2 separate regions of the Homo sapiens genome follow, and region 2 is linked to region 1. A link is a loop called in an ENCODE intact Hi-C map of the cell type or tissue named here. Cell type or tissue: Calu3. All regions are shown on one strand. Each heading gives the region's core, and the rest is flanking DNA. Links, peaks and the distances in the headings are about the cores only. Region 1 has its middle 49 kb from the start of GCSH. Region 2 holds the start of BCO1 (beta-carotene oxygenase 1).

Region 1 (16,074 bases), core at 2,641-10,640:
GCAGCTCCCTTCTGCAGAGATGGGAGGTGGTCATGAAGCTGGACCGCAAGGCCTTGGCTCGCAGACCAGATGGGGGACTGGCCAGTCCTAGAACTCCCCTGAGCCTTCCCACCTACTACCGCTCACCTGTCTGAGGGGTCTCTGATCTCTCCGCAAGGAGAATTGCTCTCCCCCAGGGCTTTCAGCACAGGGATCCTGCCCCACCCTGCTCCTTCCCTTTCCTCCAGTATTAAGTAATGCGCTCAGGTGCAGGGTCTCAGCTGCAAGGCCTCAGCCACGTGATCTCTGCGCCTGCTCCACACAAACACAGGAGGATCCTGTGGTTCACTTGGGGAACAGAAAGGCTCAAGACGCAGCCCTGTTCTTAGTATCCTGCGAGCCTAGTGTTGAAGGGAGGTGTCGGATGCTTTTTGAGTCTTATGGTAAAGGCTGTTCAGGGAAGAATGGGGGACGAGAGGGGATTTGGCAAAGTCCCATAGGTGTAAAGATGAGCTTTGTTTTTTTTGAGATGGAGTCTTGCTCTATTGCCCCAGCTGGAATGCAATGGCATGATCTAGGCTCACTGCAACCTCCGCCTTCTGGGTTTAAGTGATTCTCCTGCCTTAGCCTCCCTAGTAGCTGGGATTATGGGCACCCACCACCACGCTCGACTAATTTTGTAATCTTTTTCTCTTTTTTTTTTTTTTTGAGATGGAGTTTTGCTCTTATTGCCCAGGCTGGAGTGCAATGGCGCAATCTCGGCTCACTGCAACCTCTGCCTCCCGGGTTCAAGTGATTCTCCTGCGTCAGCCTCCTGAGTAGCTGGGATTAGCTGCGATTACAGGCATGCACCACCACACCTGGCTAACTTTGTATTTTTAGTAGAGACAGGGTTTCTCCATGTTGGTTAGGCTGGTCTTGAACTCCTGACCTCAAGTGATCCACATACCTCAGCCTCCCAAAGTACTGGGATTACAGGCGTGAGCCACCGCGCCCAACCAAGATTTGCTTTAAATATCTCCTCCTTTCGGTGGCTTCCCCTACACCCCAATCCAGTATCTCTTCCCCTTAGGGGTTCCCCAGGGATTGCCCACTGCCCGACTCCTTCCAAGGGAAACTGTGCCCCTTGCCTCCTCTGCTCTACACCTGGATTTAGGATTTCTTTCTTTCTTTCTTTTTTTCTTTCCACCATCCCAGGCTAACAGATCACCAGGAGCTGGTCTCATGGGAGCTGCCTGACCAAGGATTTTTTTTTTTTTTTTTTTTTTGAGGCAGGGTCTTGCTCTGTCGCCCAGGCTGGAGTTCAGTGGCGCAATCACAACTCACTGCAGCCTCAAACTCCTGGACTCAAGCGATCCTACCACCTCAACCTCCCAAAATACTAGGATTACTGGCATTGAGCCACCATGCCGAGCCAGAATTTCTTCAACTCTAACAAGTTCTTTTGCGTAATTTTACATCTCAGAAATAGGAGTGTAGCTTCTAACTCAGGCACACATATAATGACTTGGTGTTTTTTCCAAAGGGAAAATTCCTTTAAATTGCTGTCTTTTCCCTTGCAAGCAGACTCAGAAAAAAAAAAAAAATGAATAACTAGCTACATAAATTGTTGTCTTGTCTCAAGATCAAATGGATGTTAACATTGAGGAAATAGGGTATTATTTATACATATATATGTATACCCTAGGGCAAGGGTAACCTCGGGTAATATGATAGGGCTATTTTTCCTGCCTTGGGCCTGCCCAGAGGGGGTGCTCCAGGTTCATTTGTTGAATATATAAATAAAGGAATAAAAGCCCAGGGACTAGACTGCTGGCAGTAGGGAAGGGATGGGTGGAGGGGAGGAGGGCGGGTGCCTGAGGCAGGGTCCTGACCTTCAGGGGCTGGGTGACGAACATGCTCTCCACGAAGGAGACAGCCATGGAGATGAGCCACCTGAGGGAGCTGGCCCTCCCGTAGTGCAGGCCGTAGAGCATGGTGAAGAAGGCCGCCACGCCACTGGTGGCCGCTACCAGGAGCCAGCCCACCAGGATGCACCACCAGGGCAGGCCTTGAGGGGGTTTGCTCACCTGAAGAGCGCTGCAAAGGAGGTGGACAGACATAGTTAGGGTGGCCACACCCCCAGGCAATCTCAAGGTCAAACCCCACTCTACTCTGATCAGCATGACCTTGGCCAAGCTCCTGGACCTCTCAGATCCTCTGTTTCCTTCTCTGTAATCTATACCTATCTCAAAGGTCTATGCCATAGTCTGTGGAGTAAAAGCAGTTACATTTACTCAGTGCTTAGTAGGGGCAAGTCCCCGCACTAAATGCTACACACAGATTTGCTCTGTTATTGCTCAGGGCAAGCCTAGAAGGCAGATACCATAGAATCTTGTTTTAAGTTTTCTCCCCCCGGGTGCAGTGGTTCATGCTTGTAATCCCAGTACTTTGGGAGGCCAAGGAGGGCGGACCACAAGGTCAGGATTTCGAGACCAGCCTGGCCAACATGGCGAAACCCCGTCTTTACTAAAAATACAAAAATTAGCCGGGCGTGGTGGCGGGCACCTGTAATCCCAGCTACTCGGGAGGCTGAGGCAGGAGAATTGGTTGAACCCGGGAGGTGGAGGTTGCAGTGAGCCGAGATCGTGCCATTGCGCTCCAGCCTGGGCAACAAGAGCAAGACTCTGTCTCAAAAAAAAGAAAGAAAATTCTCATCATACAAAAATTAGTGAGCACAGTGAATACCCAGGTGTTTATTAGCTGGCAACCACTATCACCCCTTGTCACACTTATTTCATCTGCCCCTCAGCCCTGTTTTGTTTTTGTTTTTGGCTGGAAAATTTCAACATAAATTCCAGACATAATACAAAATAATTCCTAGTCACTTCAGAATGCATCTCAAAAGTGGCCATTTTTGCCAGGCGTGGTGGCTCACGCCTGTAATCCCAGCACTTTGGGAGGCTGAGGCAGGTGGATCACTTGAGGTCAGGAGTTCGAGACCAGCCTGGCCAACGTGGTGAAAGCCCATCTCTACCACAAATACAAAATTTAGCTGGGCGTGGTGGTGGGCACCTGTAATCTCAGCTATTCGGGGAGGCTGAGGCAGGAGACTCACTTGAACCCAGGAGGCAGAGGTTGCAGTGAGCCGAGATCACGCCATTGCATTCCATCCTGGGTGACAGAGCAAGACTCTGTCTCAAAAAAAAAAAAAAAGGCAATTTTCTTACTGAATTACGATGCTGTTTTCACACAGCTAAATTAACAGTAATTTTTAAATGTCACCTAGTAACCTGTCTGTATTCAAAGTTCACTGGTTATCTTAAAAAATGCATTTTGTTTTAAGTTTGAATCAAGAGATAGGCGTCATCATTCCCATTTTAAAGATCAGGAAACTAAGCCTGAGAAGTTGAGGAGCCGGTCCAAGAGTGAAGTGCACAGATGGGAAACAGCCCACAGGAACACCGTTGTGACTGTAGCATGCGGTACAAAGGGCCCTGAGTGCCTTCCAGCAAACAGACCTGTTCAAACCCGGCCTCCCTGAATGTGTGCAGGAATCCTGCATTGTTTCTGCCTGGCAAGGTCTGGGTGGACATCCTTCCAAGATTGTTCAGAATGCCCTTTCCAGACGGCCCCAGGCTGGGGCAGGCAGGCACCCACTCAGCCCCCAGGGAAGTGGATTACCTGGCATGTGCAGGGGCCCAGGTGCCCGGCTGTACCCCCAGGCCGCCCTTCAGGGTCTGCAGCTGCCTGAGGGCCTGGGCATGGCTGTGGGGCTGGGAGAAGCCTCGGGGCCCCACCAGCCGCAGCTCTTGCTCCACGTGTTCCAGCTGAAGGTACAGACACTGCCTGTAGGCGCTGTCCTTCCAGGGGCCACTCCGTGCCGCCTTGGGCTTGGGACACTGTGATTTCTCTGGAGGACAAAGAAGAAAGCGATCAGCTTGTGCTGAGTCACAGAGCAAACCAGCTGCAATACAAACAACAGCCAGGTGGGGCGGCATGCGCAGGTGGTCCCAGCTACTCGGGAGACTGAGGCAGGAGGATCGCTGGAGCCCAGGAGGGCGAGGCTGCAGTGAGCTATGATGGCGCCACTTCACTCCAGCCAGGGCAACAAAGCCAGATCCTGTCTCCAAACAAAACAAACAAACCTCCCCCCACAAAACACAACAGTAATAGTACCAGCTTCTGAGTATGAAATGCTTGCTATGTGCCAAGCCCTGAGAAATCTGAGGTTCAAAGAGACGGAGTAAGGTTTTAGGGTCACACAGCCAGTTAGGATTCGATGTTTCTCTTTTAGATTTTTATCAGAGTCATTCTTCAAATTTCCCTACACATCAAGAGAACAGAGGAGAATCCCATACTCATCACTCCAGCTACAACAATGACCAACATTTGGCCAGTCTTGTCTCATCTCTTTTCTTCTCCTGGAGCTTTTTTTTTTTTTTTTTTTGCAGTGAAGTCTCACTCTGTCTCCCCAGCTGGAGTGCAGTGGTGTTATCTCAGCTCACTGCAACCTCCACTTCCTGGGTTCTAGAAGCAGTTCTCTTGCCTCAGCCTCCTGAGTAGCTGGGACTACAGGCGCACGCCACCACGCCCAGCTAGTTTTTGTATTTTTAGTAGAGAGATGGGGTTTCACCATGTTGGCCAGGTTGGTTCTAAACTCCTGACCTCAGGTGATCCGCCCGCCCCGGCCTCCCAAAGTGCTGGGATTACAGGCGTGAGCCACAGTGCCCGCCCTCACCCCCCGACTCCCCCACCCCCTGGGCCCAGAGTATTTTAAAGCAAATACTTTAATATGGTAAGACTTGAATTTGAACCCTTTTTTGTCTAGTGCCAAATATAGTGTAATCCTGTCCCTTTGTTTTTTTGTTTTTTTTGTTGTTGTTGTTGAGACGGAGTTTTGCTCTTGTCGCCCAGGCTGGAGTGCAGTGGCGCAATCTCAGCTCACTGCAACCTCCGCCTCCCAGGTTCCAGTGATTCTCCTGCCTCAGCCTCCTGAGTAACCGGGATTACAGGCACCCGCCACCATGCCCAGCTAATTTTTTTTTTTTGTATTTTTAGTAGAGACGGATTTTTACCATGTTGGCCAGGCTGGTCTTGAACTCCTGACCTCAGGGGATCGGCCAGCCTCAGTCTCCCAAAGTGCTGGGATCACAGGCATGAGCCAGCACGCCCGGCCAATACAGTGTAATCCTTAATCTTGTGTTTTTAGCTTTTTTAAAAATTATGAAACATCTCAAACATATAAAATTAGAGCAAATGATGAGATGAAGCCACACAGCGACACAGCGTCAAAATGATCAAAATGACGCAGCGAGACTCCGTCTCAAAAAAAAAAAAAAAAAAGAAGAAATGCAGTTATAATCTTGTATCTTCCCTTCACCTACAGGACAAGCTTTTCTAACTGTGCTTAGCATCTCCAAGGCAGAGCACTATCCCACCTGGAGGTTGCCTTGAGAGACAGCAGTCCATCTGCAACCCAAAGAACGCCTCCGACGAAACTGTCTCTCATGTTGAGAGTTTCAGCCACTTGTACAGGCTAGCCCTGCCCAGGAAGGTGCAAGCTGGACCTCCTGGTAGATAATTCTAATTCACTGAAGTGCGTTACGCCGACCCCCACTGGCTTGCTTCCTCTCCTCCCCGCCATTCATGCCAAGTCTCCTTTTAAAATCCCTGCTTTCTGCCTCAGAGGTGTAGTGATATCCTTAAGTCAGGAAGCCTGTACTTCTTCCCCTAAGCTAGCTTTGGAATAAAAAGTTACTTCTCTTTCTCTCTCCACCCACCGACCTCTATCTCTTTTTGAGACAGGGTCTAACTCTGTCCCACAGGCTGGAGTGCAGTGGCGTGATCTTGGCTCACTGCAACTTCTGCCTCCCGGGCTCAAGTGATCTTCCCACCTCAGCTTCCCAAGTAGCTGGGGCTACAGGCACATGCCACCATGCCCAGATAAAAAAGTCACTTTTTTTTTTTTTTTGAGACAGAGTCTCACTCTGTCGCCCAGGCTGGAGTGCAGTGGTGCGATCTCGGCTCACTGCAACCTCCGCCTCCCAGGTTCACGCCATTCTCCTGGCACAGCCTCCCTAGTAGCTGGGTCTACAGGCACCCGCCACCACACCGGGGTAATTTTTTGTATTTTTAGTAGAGACGGGGATTCACCGTGTTAGTCAGGATGGTCTCGATCGCCTGACCTCGTGATCCGCCCGCCTTGGACTCCCAAAGTGCTGGGATTACAGGCGTGAGCCACCGCTCCCGGTCAAGAGTCACTTTTTAAATACCAGATCTCACTCTGATTAACTGGACTCTGCAAATGGCAAGCAACTATATCTGCATTTTGGTTACAGCCAGGTATATGCATCTCCAGCCCTGACTCAGATAAGGTTAGGGTGTTGGGTAAATGGCTATGGTGAGGTCAACTCCTACCTTCCTCTGACTCACAGCCTCCTCCCTCACCCTCCTGACTGGGCTCCCTCACTGAAGCCTCAGCTGAAGATTCCAAGTCAACACTTTATTTTGCAGGGCTTCTGCTAATGTTTCTGAAAGATAACATCACTGCCAATCATAACACCACTTACTGTATACCTGCTTTGTGTCAGGCTGGGATCTAAATACTTTACATGTCTTACAATCTTATTCAGCCCTCACAATAAGCCAACGAGCTAGGTGGATCAATACCCCTATTTTATATTTTTTTTACTTTGAGACACGGTCTCACCCTGTCAACCAGGCTGGAATGCAGTGGTGCAACCTTGGCTCACCGCAACCTCTGCCTCCCAGGCTCAGGCAGTCCTCCTATCTCAGCCTCTCAAGTAGCTAGAATTACAGGTATGTGCCACCACGCCCAGCTAATTTTTAACACACCCCCTTTTTTTTTTTTTTTTTTTGAGACAGGAGTCTTGCTCTGTCACCCAGGTTGGAGTGCAGTGGTGCAATCTCAGATCACTGCAACCTCCACCTCCCAGGTTCAAGTGATTCTCTTGCCTCACCTCCCAGGTTCAAGTGATTCTCCTGCCTCAGCCTCCCGAGTAGCTAGGACTACAGGCGTGTGCCACCACATGCAGCTAATTTTTTTATTTTTAGTAGAGATGGGGTTTTGTCATGTTGACCAGGCTGGTCTTGAACTCCTGACCCCAGGTGATCTGCCCACCTCGGCCTCCCAAAGTGTTGGGATTACAAGCGTGAGCCACCACGCCCAGCCAACACCTCTATTTTCTAAGGGAAGAAATGAAGTCTCAGAGAGGTTGAGCAACTTGTTTAAAGTTGCACCGCTGCTACTGCAGCTGGGAGATCCCAAGGTTCTGGCCGACTCCAGAGTTCATGTTCTTAAGGTCCAGTGTGTCCAGCTGTGAATGCTAAAACTCCCAAACTCAAAGTCAAGGATCTAGTGGAAGCAGGGATGACCTCCATAAGCAGCCCAAACCCAGCTCTCTGGGGCAAATTCTTTTTTTTTTCTTTTTTTTTGAGATGGAGTCTTGCTCTGTCACCCAGGCTGGGGTGCAGTGATGTGATCTCAGCTCACTGCTGACTACACCTCCCAGGTTTAAGCGATTCTCTGCCTCAGCCTCTTGAGTAGCTGGGACTACAGGGGCAAGTAACTCTATCAGGGGTGGGGCCAAGAATTATGAATTCAAATTGCTTATTCTATAAACCATACTTTCGTGTTCTAAACAAGGTTTAGATAGTGGCCACCCTTGTGTATTAAAAATGGTAGCATTCTAAACCCACATAACTATCCACCATGTTCCACAGAACATTTCTGTCACTGTAGAAAGTTCTATTGGATGGCACCGCTCTAAATGGGAAGATGGACAGGAAAGGGGCATGAAGGGAACCAGGAGACTAGTTGAAACCGGAATAATATGCCATATATACATTTGTTTAATGAAAAGAAAACAATGTTACTGGGTTCTAGCTGGATATTGTTGGAAAAACCTCTGAATTTGAGATCTTTTATCTCTGTCAAACAGATTAAGGAGTGTTAGAGAGGCATTAAAGACATAGTCGCACCAAACTGAGACTTTCTCCCTTTTTTTTAGAGCTAGGGTCTTGCTCTGTCACCCAAGCTGGGGTGCAGTGGCACCTGTAACCTCAAACCAGTTTGCTGTAACCTCAAACTCAAAAAAAAGACTCAAGGGATCCTCCCACCTCAGCCTTCCAAATAGCTGGGACTACAGGTGCCCATTGAGAAGGAGTCTTGCTCTGTTGCCCAGGCTGGAGTGCAGTGGTGTGATCTTGGCTCACTGCAACCTCCACCTCCCGGGTTCAAGTGATTCTCCTGCCTCAGCCTCCCAAGTAACTGGGATTACAGATGTGCACCACCACGCCCAGCTAATTTTTGTATTTTTAGTAGAGATGAGGTTTCACCATGTTGGTCAGGCTGGTCTCGAACTCCTGACCTCAAGTGATCTGCCCACCTTGGTCTCCCAAAGTGCTGGGAATACAGGCATGAGCCACCGTGCTTGGCTAACACCTGGTTAAGTTTTAAACTCTTTGTACAGACAGGGTCTCCCTATGTTGCCAACGCCGGTCTCGAACTCCTGGCCTCAAGCAATCCTCCCGCCTCAGCCTCTTAAAGTGCTGGGATTAGAGGCGTGAGCCAGTGCTCCCAGCCATTTGCTTAATTAGGAGGATTGAAAACGAATAGAGAAAGGAATAACTTTTCCAGTCTGCAATTCCATGTTCCTTAATGGTTTTTGCTGCCCTGACTGTGATCTTGCTTCCTGCCCCACATATTCAGGCACGGATCGAGTTCAGCTTTGCACCCCAGCACTCTACAGAAGAAGGCACCGAGGCATTGAGAATGGAGGTCACCTGTCCACGGTCACACAGCCGGCTAGTGGCAGAGCCAGGACCCAGACATGGTTCTTCCTAGTGGAGATGAGACAAAAGACAGATGGACGGCTCCCACCTCACGGAGTTTACATTCCAGGAAGGATGGCGCAAGCTTTAAACAATTTTCACCTGATTCATTAGTTGGCCACAAACAGGTTGAATGCAAGAAGCTTAGGGAGTTGGCCGGGCACAGTGGCTCACGCCTGTAATCCCAGCACTTTGGGAGGCCAAGGCAGATGGATCACGAGGTCAGGAGATTGAGACCATCCTGGCTAACACGGTGAAACCCCGTCTCTACTAAAAATACAAAAAATTAGCCGGGCGTGGTGGCAGGTGCCTGTAGTCCCAGCTATTCGGGAGGCTGAGGCAGGAGAATGGCATGAACCTGGGAGGCAGAGCTTGCAGTGAGCTGACATTGTGCCATTGCACTCCAGCCTGGGCGACACAGCGAGACTCCATCTCAAAAAAAAAAAAAAAAAAAAAAAAAACTTAGGGAGCTAAAGAGCGCGTGGTCAGAGGCCCTAGTGTAGGTTAGAGGCTTGGGTTGCTCCCCTGAAGAAGGAATGCTTAAGCCAAAACTAAAATTTCAGTAGGTATTGGCCTGGCGAAGAGAGGAGAAAGAACATTCTAGACTAAAGGACCAGCCTGTGTGAAGGCTGTTAGTGGGAAGGCAGCTTGGCATTGTAGGGACAGTAGGTGCCTGAGGTATACAGAGGGAGGGGATGGCCGGTGGTTCAAGCAGAGGCTGGTGAGGGAGACCTCTTGTTCCCCTAGTGATGCTGATGTACCCCTTTGCTGTGTCTCCACCCGGCCCCAAAATGCGGCTTCTCTTGGCACAGACATGTCCAGGGCTTACCTTTCATTTCTGATGACCCCAAAGTGAGTGTTACAGGGTCCTCTCTCTTTTTGGCTTCCTCCCAGAACACCTGCCCTGATGTGTTCTGTGGATAAATGACATCTTCCACCAAGGCGAGGAGACTGTTGATGTCCATCAAGTTCACTGAGTCCCAGCCCAAGGCGGGGGATGGCACCTTGAGAGCTTTGAAGAGGGAGCTGACGATTCTTGACACATCCTGGTGGGGAAAGGGGCCATAAGCCAAGGTGAGGGGTGCAGCACAGGGGTCAAGAGCACACGCCCTGGGCCTGGCAACCTGTGTAGGGACCCCTGCTCTGCCCACTGAGATGTGATAGTGACCTCCCTGAGCTTCCATTTGTCAGCTCTTGAATCCCTCTTCTAGGGTTTGAACTCATTCCAGGCTGTACTCCTCAAAGCGTGGCACACAGTAGGTGCTCAATGAAAGCTTACTGAATGCATCAACGCAGAGCGGGGAGTCTCGTCCATGGGCTTCCAGCCTGGGAGTCTACCATGAAGGCATAATTCTTTGCACACAGTAGATACTCAAAAAGTATGTGGGTGTATGCGTGTGTGCACATGTGCATGTGTATGTACATGTCTGTGTGTCTCTCTGTGTATGTGTGTGCATGTATGCATATGTGCACCTGTGTGTTTGTGTGTGCATGTGTGTACAGATGCATGGGTGCATGCATGTTGCATGTGTATGTGTGTCTTCAGTTGATGAATTTTGGCACCTCACGTTGCCAGGCAACACAGGGCTGCTGGGTCTCAAGCCCCAGGCCTCACCCCCACTTCTGCTGAGGCTACAGCACCCCCCAGGCTAGCTGAGGTTGAGGACCTGCCTTGGTCACTGCCTCAGGTGTCAGAAGGCCGTCCTCCATGGGCTGTGGGGAGGGAGTCAGGTTGGGGGACCCCCGGTCCCATTTTCCAGTGTTCTGCTCCTTCGCGACCCGGGGACGGGTGTTCTGAAAGATCTGAACAATCAGGAGGTTGATGGGGAACATGAGGATGGAGCTCTCCAGGCCAATCATCACCTCCTGCCAGGTGAATTCAATTTTACCTGGGGAAAGGGAAGGAAGGGATCAAAGGGAGAGGCCACCGCCCGGAGCCCAGTCCCTTCTGCCCCTTGTGGAAGCTGGCTGTGCAGTGAAGGGTTAACCCTGCCCAACGCCTGGGAGGTCACCGCTCAGCCCTTGGAAGTTCCCAACTGCTAAGAATGTCTTTGTTTCCCTAGGGTCTTGGGTCACACCGGATGGTCTGTGCTAATGATGAGATTTAGGTGGGGGCCTAGACCATATGATGTCAGCTTGACCTCTAGAGGGGCTGGAGGCGAAGGGCAGCCAAGTGGGTGTCAGCCATGCCTATATGTTGGAGCCCCAGTAAAAGCTCTGAATAGTGGCTGGGCATGGTGGCTCATGCCTGTAATCCCAGCACTTTGGAAGGTCAAGGTGGGTGGATTACCTGAGGTCAGGAGTTGGAGGCCAGCCTGGCCAACATGGTGAAACCCCTTCTCTACTAAAAATACAAAAATTAGCTGGGCATAGTGGTGGGTGCCTGTAATTCCAGCTACTCGGGAGGCTGAGGCAGGAGAATTGCTTGAATCCGGGAAGCAGAGGTTGCATTAAGCCGAGATCATACCACTGCATTTCAGTTTGGATGACAAGAGCAAAACTCTGTCTCAAAAAAAAAAAAAATTGTGAATTGCAAGGCTGGAGTGAGTCCCCCTGGTTGGCAATACTCCATGTGCACTGTCACACATCCTCAGGAGAAGTCAGCACCATCCACGACTCCACTGGGAGAGGATGCTGGAAGCTATGTGCCTGGTCTCTTCTGGCCCCTGCTCCATGTGTCTCTTCCCTTTGCTGGTTTTAATCTGTATCCTTTCTGTGTTTTTTGTTCTTTTGGTTTGTTTGTTTATTTTTTTTTTTTTTGAGATGGAATTTTGCATTTTTTTACCCAGGCTGGAGTGCAATGGTGAGATCTCAGCTCACTGCAATCTCCGCCTCCTGGGTTTAAGTGATTTTCCTGCCTCAGCCTCCTGAATAGCTGGAACTACAGGTGTGCACCACCACACCCGGCTAATTTTGTATTTTTAGTAGAGATGGGTTTTCACCATGTTAGCCAGGCTTGTCTCAAATTCCTGACCTCAGGTGATCCACCTGCCTTCGCCTCCCAGAGTGCTGGGATTACAGGCGTGAGCCACCGTGCCAGCTGTATCCTTTCACTGCAGTAAACCATAACTATGAGTACAATGGGTTCTGTAAGTCCTGCTAGTGGATCACTGAACTGGAGGGCGGTCTTGGGGACTCTGGAATGGCAGTGGCATTGCTGGAGCAGTGAAGGCTCAGGTCCACCAGCCACTAACCCTGACCTCCATGACACTGGGAATTACCCAAGTCCATCTTTTGCTCAGCTGGGTCCTTGGGGACCCCCCAGAACATGATGCTGGTCAGCATGGTGCACAGCAGCAGGGAGAAGCAGCAGGACACCCTCTGGACGCGGGTGAAGCTGCTGCGAGCGCAGCGGCTGAAGATCGAATACCAGATGTGTCCATCCTGGAAGCCCGCGGAAGTCTTCATGAAAAACAGGTGGCTGCAGGCAGGCAGGGAGAGAGGGACAGGCATTTAGGGAGACAGGAATGGGGGAAACTGGTCTCTGTGGGTCGTTCTTGGGATGAGAAGCAGGAAGAGCGGCAGAGATTTGTTTCTAAGATTGTTCACACTTTTTTTTTTTTTTTTTTTCAGATAATGTCTTGTGTCTTGCTCTGTCACCCAGGCTGGAGTGCAATGGCACGATCTCGGCTCACTGCAACCTCTGCCTCCCAGATTCAAGCAACTCTCCTGCCTCAAACTCCCAGGTAGCTGGGATTACAGGTGCCCACAACCACGCCTGGCTAATTTTTTGTATTTTTAGTAGAGACATGGTTTCACCACATTGGCCAGGCTGGTTTCACACTCCTGATCTCAAGTGATCTGGCCGCCTTGGCCTCCCAAAGCGCTGGGATTACAGGTGTGAGCCACCGCGCCTAGCCACATTTTTTTTTCGGATGGAGTCTTGCTCTTGCCAGGCAGGAGTGCAGTGGCATGATCTTGGCTTACTGCAACCTCTGCCTCTGGGGTTCAAGTGATTCTCCTGCCTCAGCCTCCCAAGTATCTGGGACTACAGGTGTGAGCTATTTTTTTTTTTTGTATTTTTAGTAAAGACGGGGTATCACCATGTTGGCCAGGATGGTCTCGATTTCTTGACCCCTTGATCCACCCGCCTGAGCCTCCCAAAGTGCTGGTATTACAGGCATGAGCCACCGTCCCCGGCTCCCCCCCCAATTTTTTTTTTTTTTTTTAATAGAAGAAACACAGCATCTTAGCAGCATCACTTAGAGTTAACAATGAAGGCTCTGGAAGTCAGATTAGAATTACAGACGGCCCTCTTCCCAGCTGTGTGACCTCGGGCACGTTACTTTGTTCTTTGTACCTTAGATGACTTGTCTGTAAATTGGGGCAAGTAATAATAACAGAACCTACCTCACTGGATTGTTGAAAGGAATAAAAGTGATGATTCTGTAAAGCATTTGGGGCAGTAGCTGGCATATAGGTCAATATTCAATCAGTGTCAGCATTGTTATTTTTGCTGTAATTTTAATATAATAATATAGCTAAAATACTATTAGTTTTGTTACAGTTAGATCATTGGAGTACAGTGGTTAAAAATCCCAGGCATGACGGAGTGCAGTGGCTCATTCCTGTAATCCCACGACTTTAGCAGGGCAAGGAGAGAGGGTTGCTTGTGGTCAGGAGTTCAAGACCAGCCTGGCCAATGTGGTGAAACCCCGTCTCTAATAAAAGTACAAAAATTAGCCAGGCATGGTGGCATGCACCTGTAATCTCAGCTACTTGAGTGGCTGAAGCAGGAGAATTGCTTGAACTCAGGAGGCAGAGGTCACAGTGAGCCAATATCGTGCCACCATACTCCAACCTGGGTGACAGAGACTCTGTTCAAAAAAAAAAAAAAAAAAAAAAATCCCAGGCATGGCCAAGCACAGTGGCTCACACCTGTAACCCCAAAACTTTGGGAGGCTGATACGGAGGATCCCTTGAGCCCAGGAGTTTGAGACCAGTCTGGGCAATATGGTGAAACCCCATCTCTACAAAAACAGTTGGGCATGGTGGTGTATGTCTACAGTTTCAGCTACTCAGGAGGCTGAGGTAGGAGGATCTCTTGAGAAGGTCGAGACCATCCTAGGCAACATAGCAAAGATTCGTCTCTACTTAAAAAAAAAAAAAAAAAAGAAAAAGAAAGTGAGGCATCGTGGTGCATGCCTGCAGTCCCAGCTGCTCAAGAGGCTGAGGTGAGAGGATTGCTTGACCCAGGGGGGTAGAGGTTGCAGTGAGCTGTGATCGTGCCACTGCACTCCAGCCTGGGTGGCGGAACAAGACCTTATCTTAAAAATAAAGAAAACAAAAATAAAGTACCTGAATTGTTTTCTGTCCTGCTCCGTGGCCACAGGAAACACCTTATCGAGGACGCAATCTCCAACATTGATGGATAGCCAGGAGTTGCACAGGAAATACCACTTCCGGTCCATCACCAGGTCATAGACCAGCACCCGGCTCACATACCTGGAGAAGGGACCCAGAGTTTTGAGGATAAGGTGGAGCAGGGGAGGAGACTTCACTGGACATCACCAAGGTAACAGTTTTGCAAACATGAACCCAAAGAACAAGAGCTCCTCAGAAAAAGAAACCATATTTTTCTTTGTTCTTGGTGCCTTAATTAAAATTCGCGTCACATAAGGAGGTCAGCTACTGTAGAGAGCCAACTCTGGGAAGCTGCCATGTTTCCACAAAGATGCTGCAAAAGGATGCATTCGGAGACCATTAACCTGTACACATGGCACCAAGCTCAGGGCCAGCGTCCAGGCATGAGCAAGTAAAGCCAAATTGTGTAAAGTGTGCATGTTCAGGCAGGTGCAGGCTGGGGTACGCAGAACATGGTCCTCTCTTGCGTTTCTTTCTTTCTTTTTTTAAATTTTAGACAGAATCTTGCTCTGTCACCCAGGCTGGAGTGCGATGGAGTGATCTTGGCTCACTGTAACTTCCGCCTCCCAGGTTCAAGCGATTCTCCTGCCTCAGCCTCCCGAGTAGCTGGGATTACAGGCATGCACCACCACACCCGGCTAATTTTGTATTTTTAGTAGAGACAGGGTTTCTCCATGTTGGTCAGGCTGGTGTCGAACTCCTGACCTCAGGTGATCCACCCACCTCGGCCTCCCAAAGTGCTGGGATTACAGGCGTGAGCCACCGCGCCTGGCCTCCTCTCTTGCGTTTCTAACCAAAGAATCACCGTCTATCTTGGGCTGAGGACTTTGTGGGTATCTTCTAACCTGATTTAGGTCTTTGAGGTATGGGGAAGAATTGAAATTATCTTGCCTATCCTGTGATGTCAGATCGAGCAGCAGTTTTCCCTGTTGCTATACAGCCAACAAGAACAGCAATGATGGCTGGGTGTAGTGGCTCACGTCTGCAATTGCAGCACTTTGGGAGGCCAAGGTGGGCAGATCACTTGAGGTCAGGAGTTTGAAACCAGCCTGGCCAACATGGTAAAACCTCATCTCTACTAAAAATACAAATAAATAAATAAATAAATTAGCTGGGCATGGTGGCGTATGCCTGTAATACCAGCTACTCAAGAGGCCGAGGCAGGAGAATGACTTAAACCCAGGAAGCAGAGGTTGCGGTGAGCCGAGATTGTGCCATCACTCCAGCCTGGGTGACAGAGTGAGACTCTGTCTCAAAAAAAAAAAAAAAAAAAAGAACAGTAGGGATAGCAATAGCCGCTCTTCACTGAGAATTTACTACATAGCGGGGGCTATGCTAAGATGCTCTTGATATGCATTTTCTCATTTCAGGAAGGGCAGCCCCGTAGGAATGCAAAAGCCACCTATGTCAAGGTCACAGGCTTTTCTGGGGCAGCTGACATCCAGTGATGCAGTACCTACAGGGATCAAGACCTGGGTATTTCAACCCAACTTGGGACAGCTCCAGAGCTCCCCAGTGGTGGACCACACTGTTGCTGGGCTGCATCACAGCTTGACTTTTCTGCCATCCTGCCTCCTTCCCTCTGTTCCCAGGTGCTGGTCCCAGGGCCCTGTAATAAACACCCTGCATATGCAACTCCATCTGAGAGCCTGCTTCCCGGGAGCAACCTACAGCGGCCACGCTTAAAATATTAATGCTTAATCCCATAGGTGAATTAAAGTGCTATTGTTTTTCTAAAGCCGCCAGCTACTGATGGGTGGTCAGACTGGACACCACTCATCTGGGTCACTCATTTTGGCCTCAGAATGCAGAGAACCTTGCTCCAAACTTGCCAGCTGTGTGACCTTGGGCAAGTCACAGGTTGATGCTGCAAAAGGGCCAAGGGTGGGGCTAGCA
Region 2 (16,074 bases), core at 7,887-15,886, 94 kb after region 1:
GGAATGATGAGCTCTTGATTATTTATTGATTTATTATTTATTGATTTATTTATTGTAGAGATGGGGTCTCACACTGACACCCAAGCTGGAGGGCAGTGTCATGATCACAGCATACCACAGCCTCAAACTCCTGGATTCAATTGACCCACCCGCCTCAGCCTCCTGAGTAGCTGGGACTATAGGTATGTGCCACCAAGCCAAGCTAATTTTTAAAAATTTATTTTTTAGAGACGGGAGTCTCTGACTCAGCTTCCCAAGTAGCTGGTACTATAGGTGCACACCACCATCCCTGGCTAATTTTTGCATTTTTTATAGAGGTGGGGTTTCACCATGCTGGCCAAAACTCCTGGCCTCAAGTGATCCATCCACTTCTGCCTCCCAAAGTGCTGGGATTACAGGTATGAGCCACCACGCCTGGCCCCAGCTAATTTTTTTTTTTTTTTTTGAGACGGAGTCTCACTCTGTCGCCCAGGCTGGAGTGAAGTGGCGAGATCTCGGCTCACTGAAAGCTCCTCCTCCTGGGTTCACGCCATTCTCCTGCCTCAGCCTCCCGAGTTGCTGGGAACTACAGGTGCCCGCCACCACACCTCGCTAATTTTTTGTAGTTTTAGTAGAGACAGGGTTTCACCGTGTTAGCCAGGATGGTCTTGATCTTCTGACCTCATGATCCACCTGCCTCGGCCTCCCAAAGTGCTGGGATTACAGGCATGAGCCACTGCGCCCGGCCAGCCCCAGCGAATTTTTTTTTTTTTAAGTTTTTATAGAGATGGGGGTCTTGGTATATTGCCCAGGCTAATCTTGAACTCCTGGGCTCAAGCAATCCTCTTGCCTCAGCCTCACAGAATGCTGGGATTAAAGCCATGAGTCACTGCACCCAGCCTTGATAGTTATTTTTTAAATTGAATTTTTGTCAAGCATCCTTGATTGAACCCTAATTACATAGATGGTGGAAATTTGGTTTTCCAGCTCAGGCATCAGGATAACTTATTTTTTATGCATTTATTTATCAGCAATGCCTTCTGTATTTCAATCTTATCAATTCTTCCTTCTACGCATGGGATATTAGTGCTATATAAATTATAGCACTTATAATTGTTCCTTGCCTTCTTATCTTCCTTGTTAGACTTTGAACTCATTTAGGTCAGGAGATAACGATTCTCCAGTTTTCTGTCTCCAATACTCCACATGACACTAGTCTTAACTGCTCTGTAGAATGTTGTAGAATTAATGAATCTTCTTAAATATTGATGGCATAATTTATGGTCTTTTGTTCAGTAGCAAAGGTTTTTTGTTTTGTTTTGTTTGTTTGTTTGTTTGTTTGTTTTGAGATGGAGTTTTGCTCCTGTCGCCCAGGCTGGAGTGCAATGGCAAGATCTTGGCTCACTGCAACCTCTGCCTCCTGGGTTCAAGCAATTATCCTGCCTCAGCCTCCCAAGTAGCTGGGATTACAGGGGCCCGCCACCATGCCCAGCTAATTTTTGTATTTTTAGTAGCTACAGGGTTTCACCATGTTCTCCAGGCTGGTCTTGAACTCCTGACCTCAGGTGATCTGCCTGTCTCGCCCTCCCAAAGTGCTGGGATTACAGGCGTGAGCCACTGCCCCCAGTGAAGTTTTTCCTCCAGAAGCCCCAAGGACGCTGTCTGGTTACCCGTGCTGTTCTCCCTTTGCGGGGACAGCAGGTGCCACCTTTGAGGGGACTTCGGCTGTCACTATGGACTCTGCTATCTAAGATTTCAAAGATCTCTTTGTTATCTGGTCAACTTATCGCTCTGGCTAATTAGAGGCACCATTTAGAAGCAAACTTAATTGGAAAATTGCAAAGTAATTTAAATATGATAATATTATCTCCAAAAGGTTAATATTAACTAATCTTAGCTAATCATTTTGTAATCAGAGATATAGAATTACAAAATAAGGCTGTTGTGTTTTTAATAGCATGAAAACTTTTTGAACTCGCTTTTATTTCTTAACCTCATGACTGTTCTATAGGCTCCACCCGTCCTGTGGGACAAGTGGCCTCAGGGAAGGAGCGACACCTCTTCCCTGCCCCTTCCCAAAATCATTCAAGGAAAAGGATCCCATGGTCAAATCTCCCACCTCCATCACATATTGTATGATCTCTGACCTTACCAAGTTTCTGCTGCTTTGTCCATAAGATGGGGATAATAATAGTTCCTGCCAAACAGTGCCTGTGCAAGGATTAGAAGATTCGATGGGTGCAAAATGCAGAGAAGGGGGCACACTCTATGTGAACTCCCTTCCTTCTCCAGCCCCGAAGTTCACGTTTTTGCTCTCCGCAAAAGGAGGAGGTGAAGGCATTCTACTTCCTCTGAGAGTATCTTAGAGCCTCCCAAGGGCTGAGTGTGTGTGATTCTACTCCCAGCCTTCCACCCTCCCAGTGCAAACCCAATTCTGCTATCTCTGGATTGCTACAGAAGCAGCACTGTCAACTTGTGCAAACATGTGTGCCTTGTGAGGAATCCAGGAGATCTCCAACCCGACACCAATGCCAGGAGGGGCCTGGTAAAGGCCTTCATGCAATGCAGACCTCCTTGCTCTGTGTTTCTTCCCAAGGCCTGTGTGCAATGCAGACTTTCTCCCTCTATGCTCTAATTTTCTTCCTGGTTTCCTCTCAGCAACTCGCACCTCCACTCCCACAATCTGTTGGAAATTTTCCTGTTCCCTCCGTTCCTCTCTCTTTTGCTCACCTTTCTTGCTTTTCTCCCGCCACAGCCCTACACAACGCACACCTCTCCCTCCCACAATCCAGAGCAATTTGTGTAGCGGCCACCCCATGTAATATATTGAATCTGGGCACAAGCAGGTCCTGCTAGTAGGAACGCTCTTCTTGTCTTCTCCACATGGCCAATGCCTAGCAATCCTTCAGGTCTTGGAGCAAACATTAGTCTTTCTGTGATGTCCGCTCTCCACTGCGCTCCTCCAGCCTTGTACGATGTCCCATACCTTCCTCTGTTGCCAAGCATGCTGTGTTCTATATTTATGGAACCGATGAATGAATGGATACATGGACTAATTTACATTTTTACCATTGTCAGCCACGGACTTCCCTGACATTGCACCCTCTCAACTGGCTTTCCATCCAGCCATAACTGCCTTGGCCTCCCTTGGTCGCCTATAAATGCCATCTTAGCAGTTCTGCTAACTCAGCACTGTCAATAGAACTTTCTGTGATCATGGAAATGTTCTGTGACTGTACTGTCCAGTATAACAGCCACCAACCACACAGGGCCACAGAGCCCTTGAAATGTGGCTACTGTGAATGAGGAGCTCACTTTTTCATTTAACTTCGTTGCAATTAACGTATATTTAAATGTAAATAGCCGAGTGTGCTTAGCGGCTACTGTGTTGAACAGCACAGCTAAGCTGTCACATGAATAGCTTCACTGAACATCTTCTCCTAGGATGCTATTGCCTGCAGTATAAAGGCCATATTCTTATAAAAGCTGCACAGTGCAATCCTTAATCCACTTACCAGCCCCAGGTAGTGGAGATGAACATGGCTGCAAGTACAGATTCTAGAGCCAAGCCCAGCTCTGGGATACTGAGCAAGTTTCTTAGCTTCTCTGTGCCTCACTTTCCTTATCTTTAAAATGGGGCAAAACCACCTAAACTCAGGATTATTGTGAGGAGGACATGGACTCGTATGTGTAAAAGGGTTAGAAGAGGGTCTGGCATATATAAAGCTCTCAATAAATGGCCAATAGTCCTCCTGCCTGGAGAGTTCACCCCCTCCTCCTTCCCCATCCAAATACTTCCCACTCTCAAGGGCTCAGCTGTGCACCCCCTCCTCCAGGAAGCCTTCTTTCCTAATCCTCCACAGCATCACCAAGCTTTCCTTCCTCAGAACCCCTATGATAGTTCCTATCTGTGCCTCTTGTAGAGCAGCTATTCTAGGCAACTAATTATTACTTACTGTGTATGTATATGGCTTCACAGCCAGGCTAAAAGAGACTTAAATCCCAACGTTCCTGTGTATTGGTGTCTATTTTTCAACTGCATGCAAGTAACTCAAAATTAGTATGTTTGATTATTATATTGGCTGGCCGTTTCAGTTTTTCTGTCTTTCCCAAGAAAAGAAAGGGGGAAAGAATGCTCTGAGTGCCTACTGTATTTTAAGCACTGTGACATACACAGTTTTACACTGTTTAATTTAAACTTTGTAGCCAGTCAATGAGGCAGATGTTATAATTTCCATTTCAGAGATCAGGAAACTGAGGGTCTGAGACTTAAGTACGTGGTTCAGACATTTAGTTTGTAAGCGGAAGAACTGAAACACAAATGCAAATGAGTCTGTCGGGGTAGCTAGTTTCCAAAGATGGCCCCAAAGGGACCATATAGCCCAGACCCTATAGTCACAACCTTGAATGGTCCCTCCTCACGGAATTTTTGCTGGCCCTGTGATTGGTTCTAACCAATAGAAGGCAGTGGAAGCTAAACTATCTCAATTCTGGTGTAGCCTTAAAAGGTATTGGCAACTTCTGCTTCCTCTCTCTCGTGTCACTCACCTTTGGGAGACATTTGATGCTATGTATTATAAGAAGTTTGGCTACTGTGCTGGTAAGATCTCACAGAGAGAAAGCGAGGCCAAGGCCCAGCCCCTCTAACATCCTAGTCATCCTAGTCAATTCCAGCAACCATGTAAGGAAAGCTGAGCAATGAAAGCAGAAGAACTGCCCAGCTGAGCCCACGCAACCTGCAGAACTTAGAAAGCGTATGGATGATTGTTGTTTTAAGCCACTACATTTTGGAGTGGGATGTTACACAGCAATAAATAACCAAAACTCTTACATAAGATGTGCCATTTCTCTCTACATTGCCATTGCCCCTGTTCTCTTATGCACTGGCCAGTTTTCAGTCCCGTTTTAAGGCAGTGAATGCATTATACAAATTGTCTGTGAAACACTCACCTTTGCTCTCCTAGCTCTTCCCCAGCCAGCAGCTCTGAAAGGTGGGAAGCATTACAGTTTTGTGGGGAAGAACATGTACTGATCGGCTGTTGACCTACCTCAAGTTACTCCACATCGCTGAGACTATAAAATTAAGATTGCTACTGACATCCTTGCAAGGATGTGGAGGGATTAAAAGAAAGACTGCTGCTAGAACACTTAGCCCAGTAACCAGCACGTGCAAGCATTCAGATCAGAGGCTGGAGGAGAGCAGGCCAGGAGACAGCTTCTACTGGAACCAACCCCTCATCCCATTCTCCCCACATTAGTGAAAACAACAGAACACAGGGGTCAGGCCTCCATGGGTTCAGAGCAATGCCAGAGCTTTTGAGGGGAAGAGCAGCTGCTGCTTCATGTCGATGGGTTTTCAACATGAAGGCAGTTCTGCAAACCACTGTGAGACACCTTCCCCTTTGGGAAATATATGTCCAGCCTCAGCCTCCAAACAAAAAGAACATCATGAGGGCCAAAAAAGGCAGAGACTGGGTGTCATTAATCACCTCTATTCCCTCAGAGTTTGGCGTGTAGTAGGTGTCAGGTCCAAAAAGGCACAGATTTGTTTTGTTCACTGCTACATTTCCAGCACATAGTAGGTGCTCAATCAATATGTGTTGAATGGGCCAGGGTCGGTGGCTCATGCCTGTAATCTCAACACTTTGGGAGGCCAAGGCAGGTGGATCGCTTGAGCTCAGGAGTTTGGGACCACTTGCCCAATTGCCTGGGCAATATGGCAAAACACCATTTCCACAAAATACAAAAAAATTAGCCTAGAGTGGTGGCACAGGCCTATTGTCCCAGCTATTCAAGAGGCTGAGGTGGGAGGATCACTTGAACATAGGAGGTTGAGGCTGCAGTGAGCTGAGACTGCACCATTGCACTCCAGCCTGGGTGACAGAGTGAGACCCTGTCTCAAAAAAAAAAAAAAAAGGTGTTGAATGCACTGCCTGCAGCGGACACTGTCAGTTGCCTATCCTAGGCCATTCCCTCCTTTTTCCTTGATAATGGAATTCTGACAAGATCCAGGTGGCAATGATGCCACTCCAGGGGTGACTGGGAGGAAATTAAATTAAAGTTTGTCTGAGGAAATTAAAGCGCTCCTGTTCCTCTTTGTTGAGGATTGGTTAGGGGTGGTCATGTGACACAGTTCTATTCAGCCAATGAGGCACAAGAGAAAATCTGCTCAGAGGATTCTGGGAAAGATTTCCCTCCAGCATAAAATGAGAGGTCTACAAAGAAAACTCCTCTTCTGTCCCTGCCTTATCTTCCTGCTTTTCCACATCTCTATGTGAGGCCATGATTTCCCAGGCAACGGCAATCATTCATAACCAGAACTGAACAAGCCAACAGTGAGAAGACAACCTTCTGAGGCTAGAAGTGTGGAAGCCCTTGCTAGGCGAGCTTCCGCGTCAACCAGCATGCCACCTCTCGATGGCTTGATGTCTGCAATAAATGCACATCTTTGGAGTTTCAGCAGATGTTCTGCTACCTGCAGCAAAAGTGTCTTCCCTTACACATTGTGACTTAATGATATTGTTACGGGCTGAATTGTGTTCTGTAAAATTCATACGTTGAAGCCCTAACACCCCATACGGCAGAATGTGACTGTATTTGGAGATAGGGTCGTTAAAAAGGTGATTAAATTAAAATGAGTCCATTAGGTTGGCCCCTGATCCAATATAATTGGTCTCATTACAAGAAGAGGAAATTTGATTGGGCACAGCAGCTTGTGCCTGCAGTCCTAGCTACTCAGGAGGCTGAGGCAGGAGGATGGCTTGAGCCCAGGTGTTTGAGACTGTAGTGAGCTATGATTGCACCACTGCACTCCAGTCTGGGCAACAGAGTGAGACCATGTCTCTTAAATAAATAAATAAAATTTAAAAATGAAAGAAGAGGAAATTCAGACACACCAAGAGACACCAAGGATGTGCGCACAGAGAAAGATGATATGAAGACACAGCAAGAAATCACACCTGCTACCTTCATCTCCCAAACAACCTGATACCTTGTTTTTTTTGTTTGTTTGTTTGTTTGGTTTTTTGTTTGTTTGGTTTCGCTTTTTTGAGACGGAGTCTTACTCTGTTGCCCAGGCTGGAGTGCAGGGGTGCAATCATAGCTCACTGCAGTGTCAAACACACCTGGCTGGAGTGGTGGGATCTCAGCTCACTGCAACCTCTGCCTTGCCACTTCAAGCAATTCTCCTGCCTCAGCCTCCCCAGTAGCTGAGATTACTGGCATGTGCCACGATGCCTGGCTAATTTTGTATGTTTAGTAAAGACGGGGTTTCACGATGTTGGCCAGGCTGGTCTTGAACTCCTGACCTGGGGCAATCCGCTCATCGAGGCCTCCCAAAGTGCTGGGATTACAGGCATGAGCCACCATGCCCAGCCAAAACCTGATACCTTGATCTCAGACTCCTAGCCCCTAGAACTGTGAGAAAAAAAAATTCTGTTGTTTAAGCCACCCAGTCTGTGGCATTTGCTATGGCAGCCCTAGCAAACTTACACAGATATCTATTGTTAGGCTTAATTTATTACCACCATTAGTTTTTTTTGTGGGGGTATTTTTGTATGTGGTGTGTGTTTGTTTGTTTTGAGATAGGGTCTCTGTCGTCCAGGCTGAAGTGAAGTGGTGCAAACATGGCTCACTGCAGCCTCAAACTCCCTGAGCTCAGGCGATCCTCCCACTTCAGCCTCCCAAGTAGCTGGGACCACAGGTGTTTGCCACCACCACCACTGCCAGCTAATTTTTCTATTTTTCATAGAGGCAAGGTCTCGCTGTGTTGCCCAGGCTGGTCTCAGACTTCTGACCTCAAGTGTTCCATCAGCCTCAGCCTCATCCTCCCAAAGTGCTGGGATTACAGGTGTGAGCCACCGTGCCCGGACTCCATTTGTATTTTCAAAAACCTTTATCTTACTATCTAACTGTCCCTTGGGTGCAGTTGGAACCTGGATAAGAGAGCTTGCCCTTTCTCTGATATAAGAATGCAGTGACACCAACCCAAGACCCAAGACTGGTCCTCTCAGGGCCCATCCACCCATTACTTCATTCAGTAAAAATCCAGCAGACACCCATCGTGCGTTGGAGCTGTGTAGAATTGTCAGAGTAAGTACTTTGAAGTCGGGCTGCCTGGCTGTGCCTCCTAATTTGAGCTGCTCCTCACTTTGAGACCGAGGGCAAGCAAGTTATCTTCCCTGTACTCTCTGACCTTGAGAATGGTGGTAGGAACACACATCTCATAGGACTGTGTAAGGCCAGGGTGAGCCAGTGCAGGTAAACTGCTCAGTTGCTTTTCTGAATATGCAAAGATTGACAAGAAGGGAGATCACAGTCATGTTTTGACTCATATATATATATATATATATATATATATATATATATATATATAAATATATATATATATATATATATAAATTATTATTTTTTTTTTGAGACAGATTCTTGCTCTGTTGCCCAGGCTGGAGTGCAGTGGTAGAATCTCAGCTCACTGCAACCTTCACCTGCCAGGTTCAAGCAATTCTCCTGCCTCAGCCTCCCAAGAAGCTGGGATTACAGGTGCACACCACTATACCAGGCTAATTTTTGTATTTTTAGTAGAGACGGGGTTTTACCATATTTGCCAGGCTGGTCTCGAACTCCTGACCTCAAGTGATCTGCCCGCCTCGGCCTCCCAAAGTGCTGGGATTACAGGCTTGAGCCACCGCACCTGGCATGTCTTCACTCATATGGTTTTGTTGTAACCCTTCCAACAAGCCCTGTGACACAGATACTGCCACCCCCATTTTGCCGAGTGAAGTGAGGTTCAGAGAAGTCACGTGACAAAAGCTGCAGGGTTGCTGAATCTCAGAGCTGAGGTCCAAACCCAGGTCTTCTGACCTCTAAGCCCTGAGCTCTTTCTTGCACCGTGGTGGTGTCGTTTTTTTCCCAGAGCCCTTAGAGTATGCCAGACATTCCCATGTAATCCTCACAAGAACGCAGCTTCCACAAGCTAGGAATAAAGAACTCTGACATGGATACACGTGTTTAGACCACACAGCGGGATAAACTGGCAAGTTATTGGAGGTCTTACTGGAAAGGTGGTTCATAGGGAAATGCCCTCTAAGAGAATGGGAGGAAAAGGTAAAGGCATTGTTTGGTAACTGTCTGAGACCAGGTGCTTTTGCTAGACCCTATACAATAGGCTTGAGGTGCTAATATCGTTATGCCTCACTTTATAGTTGAAAAAAAGGAGGCTCAAAGAGGGTAGAATGGCCCAGACACACAGAAAATGGACGAGCTGGCCAGGCGCGATGGCTCACGCCTCTAACCCCAGCACTTTGGGAGGCCAAGGCGGGTGGATCACTTGAGGTCAGGGGTTTCAGAGCAGCCCGGCCAATATGGTGAAACCCCATCTCTACTAAAAATACAAAAATTAGCTGGGGATGGTGGCAGGCACCTGTAATCCCAGCTGCTTGGGAGGATAAGGCAGAAGAATCGCTTGAACCCGGAAGGCAGAGACTGCAGTGAGCCAAGATCACGCCACTGCACTCCAGCCTGGGTGACAGAACGAGACTCCATCTCAAAAAATATAAAAGGATGAGCTGCAATTTTTTTTTTTCTGAGTTGGAGTCTCACTCTGTCACCCACGCTGGAGTACAGTGGCACCATCTTGGCTCACTGCAACCTCCACCTCCTGGTTTCAAGTGATTCTCCTGCCTCAGCCTCTTGAGTAGCTGGGATTACAGGTGCCCATCACCATGCCCAGCTAATTTTTGTATTGTATTTTTAGTAGAAACGAGGTTTCACCATGTTGGCCAGGTAGGTCTTGAACTCCTGACCTCAGGTGATCTGCCTGCCTTGGCCTCCCAAAGTGATGGGATTATAAGCATGAGCCACCATGCCTAGCCAATCAGCTATAATTTAAATTTAGTTTCAACTCAGGCATGTAGCATCTTTCCTCTGGGTCAGGTCTTCTCAACTCCTGCTGCACACATGTAGGTACTTTTTATTATTTTTTTAATTATTATTATTATTTTGAGACGGAGTCTTGCTCTGTCGCCCAGGCTAGAGTGCAGTGGCGCGATCTCGGCTCACTGCAAGCTCTGCCTCCTGGGTTCACGCCATTCTCCTGCCTCAGGCTCCCGAGTAGCTGGGACTACAGGCACCTGCCACCACGCCCGGCTAATTTTTTGTATTTTTAGTAGAGACGGGGTTTCACGGTGTTAGCCAGGATGGTCTTGATCTCCTGACCTCGTGATCCGCCCGCCTCTGCCTCCGTATGTTTTATTTTTGAGATAAGGGCTTGCTTTGTTGCCCAGGCTGGAGTCCAGTGCTGCTATCACAGTTCACTGCAGCCTCAACCTCCCAGACTCAAGTGATCCTCCCACCTCAGCCTCCCAAGTAGTTGGGACTACAGGCACGCACCACCATGCCCAGCTAATTTTTTTTGGTAGAGACGGAGCCTCAATATGTTGCCTAGGCTGGTCTTAATTCCTGGGCTCAAGTGATCCTCCCGCCTTGGCCTCCGAAAGTGCTAGGATTACAGGTGTGAGCCACTACACCCGGCCAACATAAAAAAAAAAAACTGATGGCTGAGATCCACCTTCAGAGATTCTGCGTCAGTGGGTCTGGAGTGAGGCCCAGCACTGATACATTTAGTACTGCCAATCAGGTGATTCCAATGTGTGCCAGGGCGGAAGCACAGCCAGACCACACAGCTGTCAGGAATGAACGGCCCAAGGTGCTGGCATGTGCTCTCAGCCCAGACCGGACCATCATTATTCTCAGCTGGGTTGCATAAAGGCCAGTGCCACTGCCTTTTCTTACTCTACCCACAGAGCAAATGACTGGTTCTTTCTTTAAGCAAAATACGTTAAGATGAGTTCATTAACTTCAATCAGTGCATATAGCAAGTTGAATACGAATTTCAGGCAATGGCAACACACGAAGATACACGAATAATAGGGAAGCTCAGATCAAATTCAGGCATTGTTTTGCCCTCTTGATAGGCCAGGAAGTTGAAGTTTCTTTTTAACTATTCTGTTTACTTATTTATTTTTTGAGACAGAGTCTCACTCTGTGGCCGAGGCTGGAGTGCAGTGGTGCCATCTCAGCTTACTGCAATGTCTGCCTCACAGGTTCAAGCGATTTTCCTGCCTCAGCCTCCTTAGCATCTGGGATTGCAGGCGTCTTCCACCACGCCTGGATAATTTTTGTATTTTTAGTAGAGACAGGATTTCGCCGTGTTGGCCAGGCTGGTCTCGAACTCCTGACCTCAAGTGACCCGCCAACCATGGCCTCCCAAAGTTCTGGGATTACAGGCATGAGCCACCACTCCTGGCCCGTCTTTTTTACTATTCTTTATAGTTTCTGAGAAAAGCCTTTGGTTCCCGTTCGTTATTTTTTAAATAGGTACATGAAACATTTTATGTCTCCTTCTTCCAAAAAGAAAATAATGAATTAAGTGGCTCTTTATGTATGATTATTAGAGGGGAGCATCGGGGCCTTTACTAAAAACAAAACAAAATGTAAAACCTTTCCCGTCTCTGCTGAAGGGGTTCCCTGCTGTGCAGCAGACATTCAGTGATCACAGAGCTTAGCTCAAGTTTCTCCTAATTCCCAGCACCTCTGATTCCCAGCATCTCTTCTTGTTCTGATCATAAACAACTCCAGCTCTTGGATTACGTCGGGCAACATAACAGCAGGCACGGAATTCTCTCTGCTTATTTAGAACCTAGTCTGAAGCAAGCTTTTTTTTTTTTTTGGTTAAGTCAAAAGTGAAACTGGAGAGGGAAAGCTGAGGGAACAATAAGAGGATTAAAGATTAGCTATGACACATGGCTTGGAAATTAACCTTTAACCAAACATCTTATAAGTAACGCCAGCGCAGCTTCCCTTGTGAATGTAAAGAGATCCAGGGCTCTTGGAGAGGGACAAGTGAGAGCCAGCCAAAAAGGAAAAAGCAAAGGCAGAAACGGCATCAGGAGAGACAGAGATGTGAAGGAGGGAAGGAGCAGGAGAGCAGGAAGGAAACGCAGGAGGAGGGAGCAGCATCTCCTGTGAACACAGAGGAGCACCTGTTTGCTGTTAAAATCGATCTCCCTCGGCACCCTGAGCAATGGATATAATATTTGGCAGGAATAGGAAAGAACAGCTGGAGCCTGTGAGGGCCAAAGTGACAGGTGAGCATTCTGATAAACACTGGGCTCTTTCTTCTATTTATTTTATTATTTTTTTTTTTTTTGAGGCGGAGTCTCGCTCTGTCGCCCGGGCTGGAGTCCAGTGGCTTGATCTCGGCCCACTGCAACCTCTGCCTCCTGGGTTCAAACGATCCTCCCACCACAGCCTCCCGAGTAGCTGAGATTACAGGCACCCACCACCAAGCCCGGCTAATCTGTGTGTTTTTAGTAGAGACGGGGTTTCAGCATGTTGGCCAGGCTGGTCTCGAACTCCTAGCCTCAAGTGATCCACCCACCTCGGCCTCCGAAAGTGCTAGGATTACAGGGGTGAGCCACTGCACCTGGCTTCTTCCTTGTGTTTAGATGGACACTATTTTTTCCTGATGATATAAGTAATACTAATTGTAAATTACTTTTGGAAAGTCTGGAAAACAGTACAGAGAGGGGACACATTTTCTGTGAAAATCTAGGTATTCTTTTACACATTATAACTCCGTTTGCAAAGGGAGGAGAGTCAGTCTCACTGTTCCCAGGAAAAAAGCATTGGAATGCCCCAGTGGGTACATAGACAATGGGATTAATCTGCAAACTGCTGCCTGTCTCAGATGCATGATGTATTTGTGCAAATGTATGCATTCTAAATTAGTTTCAAAATGCTTAGAGGGGCGTGCATGAGCTCCCACGCATGCACATCCACCACGCACACTTGCAGGGGATTGCAGAGTCTGATGTGATTTTCTCTCAGGAACTCACAGGTGTGAGCTCCTGCAGAGCCTATAGGAGTAGGACCTTCTATCCTTTAGAGGCTCTGTGTTTCGCTTAATCTTTTATATCTCTTTTTCCTCCTCTTTTGAGTTGCCACTTTCCTGGTACCATTTCGACTCTAAAGGGCAGTTCCTGGTTCTGGACTCCCGGGTCCCCAGAGTGGTGCTCGCTCAGTTTTAAGAACAGCTGAGTCAGCTCAGGCCTGCAGGCATTTTCATCTGCTAGATGGACTGGAATTGTTCATAAGGAGAGGACAACTGTGAGTGATTTTCGTGAGAACATCAGATTGAAGCTTTTCAACTGAGCAATTGCCTTGGGAGTCTTTTGAAACAAAAAAAAAATAGCTTTTATGTATATATTTTCCTGGTTACAAAGGTAAGGCACAATCTATAGCTATCAATCTGTATATATATATAGCTGTATGTATATTAAATTATATATAAATTAATTAGGAGTGCAAATGAGAACATGGAAGGAAATAAAATCAGCTGTATTTTGAAATCTCTTAACCACTATTAATATTTGGGTCTATTTCCTTTAACTTTTTAAAACATAGGTAGATCAATTGATAGATTACTATATTTGTAAACAGTTTTTCAAAAAGCAAATGTATACTATTACATTTTTATTTTTTTTCTCAATTTGACTGTTCATCTGTACATATTTTATTTTTTAAAAAGACACCCCACGGCCAGGTGCGGTGGCTCACGCCTGTGGTCCCAGCACTTTCGGAGGCCAAAGAGGGTGGATCACTTGAAGCCAGGAGTTTGAGACCAGCCTGGCTAACATGGCGAAATCCCTCTCTACTAAAAATACACAAATTAGCCAGGGGTGGTGGCATGCACCTGTAGTCCCAGCTACTCAGGAGGATGAGGTAGTAGAATTGCTTGAACCCCGGAGGCAGAGGTTGCAGTGAGCTGAGATCGTGCCACTGCACTCTGGCCTTGGCAAGAGTGAGACCCTGTCTCAAAAATAAATAAATAAAAAAAAACCAGGCACCCCAGCCTGGCCAACCTGGTATGGTGAAACACTGTCTTTATTATTTGGTTGGTGCAAAAATAATCGCGGTTTTTGCCATTACTTTCAATGCATTTAATTTTAATTTTTTTTTTTTTTTGAGAAGGAGTTTCACTCTTGTTGCCCAGGCTGGAGTGTAATGGCGCGATCTCGGCTCACCACAACCTCTGCCTCCTGGGTTCAAGCGATTCTTCTGCCTCAGCCTCCCAAATAGCTGGAATGACAGGCATGCACCACCACACCCGGCTAATTTTGTATTTTTAGCTGAAACAGGGTATCTCCATGTTGGTCAGGCTGGTCGCAAACTCCCAACCTCAGTTGATCCGCCCGTGTTGGCCTCCCAGAGTGCTGGGATTATAGGCGTGAACCACCATGCCCGGCCTGAAATTTTATTTTAAATAAAAATACAAAAATTAGCCAGGCATGGTGGTGCATATCTATAAGCCCAGCTCCTCAGGAGACTGGGCATGAGAATCACTTGAACCCAGGAGGCAGAGGTTGTAGTGAGCCAAGATCGCACCACTGTACTCCAGCCTGGGCAACAGAGTGAGACTCTGTCTCCAAAAGAAAACAAAAAGGCACCTATGATACCTACCTTTTCGTGCCCTGGAATATTTTGTACCCTTTACACCTCATGTTTAATGACTGCATGAAATCCTTGGAAATGTTAGAAAACATGAATTCTAGAACACGAGAGGCTGAGTGAGCCCCAAAGATCAGCAGCGGTTCTCAAAGGGGTGGCCCCGGACCTGCAGCATAAGCATCACCTGGGTGCTGGGTAGAAATAAACATCCTTGGGCCCTACCCAGACCCACGGGGTCAGACACTTGGGGGGTGGAGCTCAGCAAGCTGTGTGTTCACAAGCCCTCAGGCGATTCCAAAGGTAAGAACCATTCCTCTACATCAAGCCTCCCTATTGACAGATGGGAAACTGAGGCAGAGGGGCAGTGACTTGCCAAGGCCAGGCAGCCTGCAGAGAACAGGCCTCCTGACTCTCCGTCCAGGCCTGGGTTGAGCCTAATCAGTTGGTGACATCCATGGGCAAACAGCTAACTAAAAACTGTGCCTGGGTTGACACGTCCATGCAGGGAGCACATGCAAAGGTTTTGGCTTTGTAACTGGCTGTGCCGACACACGTGTGTTCTGAGACCTCTTTGGCAACTTAAGCATTTCCTGCCTCAGTGTTCTTTTCTGTTTGATGAATGTAGCCTGGCACCTCCCACATAGGGTTGCTGCAACGATTAAGTGGTTTAATCCACCTAGAACACAGTGGCTGGTGTATGAATGCATGTAAGTGTTCTTGTCCTATCTAGGGCTTTAATTATATTCTCAGATGCCTCTCTCCCTGCTCTTTCTCAAGCCTGCCCCCTCTCCTGTGCCCTGGGTGCCTGTGCCTGGCGCCACGATTATGTAGGTGCCCAAGGCAAGAGACTTGGCTGTCTTTTTTTTTTTTTTTTTTTTTTTTTGAGGCGGAGTTTCACTCTGTCGCCCAGGCAAGAGTGCAATGGCGCAATCTTCGGCTCACTGCAATCTCCTCCTCCTAGGTTCAATCGATTCTCCTGCCTCAGCCTCCCCAGTAGCTGGGATTACAGGCACCCACCACCACACCCAGCTAATTTTTGTATTTTCAGTAGTGACGGGGTTTCACCATATTGGCCAGGCTAGTCTCAAACTTCTGACCTCGAGTGATCCATCCGCCTTGGCCTCCCCTAGTGCTAGGATAACAGGCCTGAGCCACCGCGCTGGCCTCGGCTGTCATTTTTCAGTGCTCCACTGCACATCCCCCTGTATTTAGTCAAATAGAGGCCCATCAGTTCTGTGTGTTCCATCTATCTTTGTTCATCCATTTCTCTCCATCCCTGTGGAATCCCCGGGTCCTCTCTCTGGTCTTCCTGCCTCTCTCAGGGAATTTCCCAGTCCACAATCCACACCATGGGTGGAGACAACCTTCGAAGCTCCAAGTTCCTATTCCATTTATAACAGGGGTCCCCGACCCTCGAGCCGTGGACCAGTACCAGTCTGTAGCCTGTTAGGAACCGGGCCGCACAGCATTACGGCCCGAGTTCTGCCTCCTCTCAGATCGGTGGCATTAGATTCTCATATGAGTGCAAACCCTACTGTGAGCGTGAACCCTGTCGTGAACTGCACATAGGAGGGATCTAGGTTGTGC

What was found. Hi-C counts contacts between places; a loop is a spot of excess contacts. Peaks named below come from ENCODE experiments on the same cell type or tissue, not always from the same donor. Only the 100,000 strongest peaks of a DNase experiment are listed, where the experiment ranks them.
Region 2: a loop joins it to region 1, with 10 times the contacts of the local background. A loop is called at or near these places in 2 of 110 quality-filtered maps.

Annotation. Positions count from the first base shown.
Region 1 is chr16:81,137,655-81,153,728 of GRCh38, forward strand. It overlaps the pseudogene PKD1L2. Among named protein-coding and RNA genes, the nearest start is that of GCSH, 49 kb to the left of the region's middle. RefSeq lists enhancers at 1-509, 1,790-2,084. In Calu3, for the core only: a CTCF peak has its summit at 3,907; DNase peaks (open chromatin) are centred at 3,937, 6,397 and 6,717.
Region 2 is chr16:81,226,848-81,242,921 of GRCh38, forward strand. BCO1 (beta-carotene oxygenase 1) reads left to right here and starts at 11,842. Exons shown (of 11, transcript NM_017429.3): 1 at 11,842-12,125. The coding sequence starts at 12,062. In Calu3, for the core only: no CTCF peak of the experiment used is centred there; a DNase peak (open chromatin) is centred at 11,874.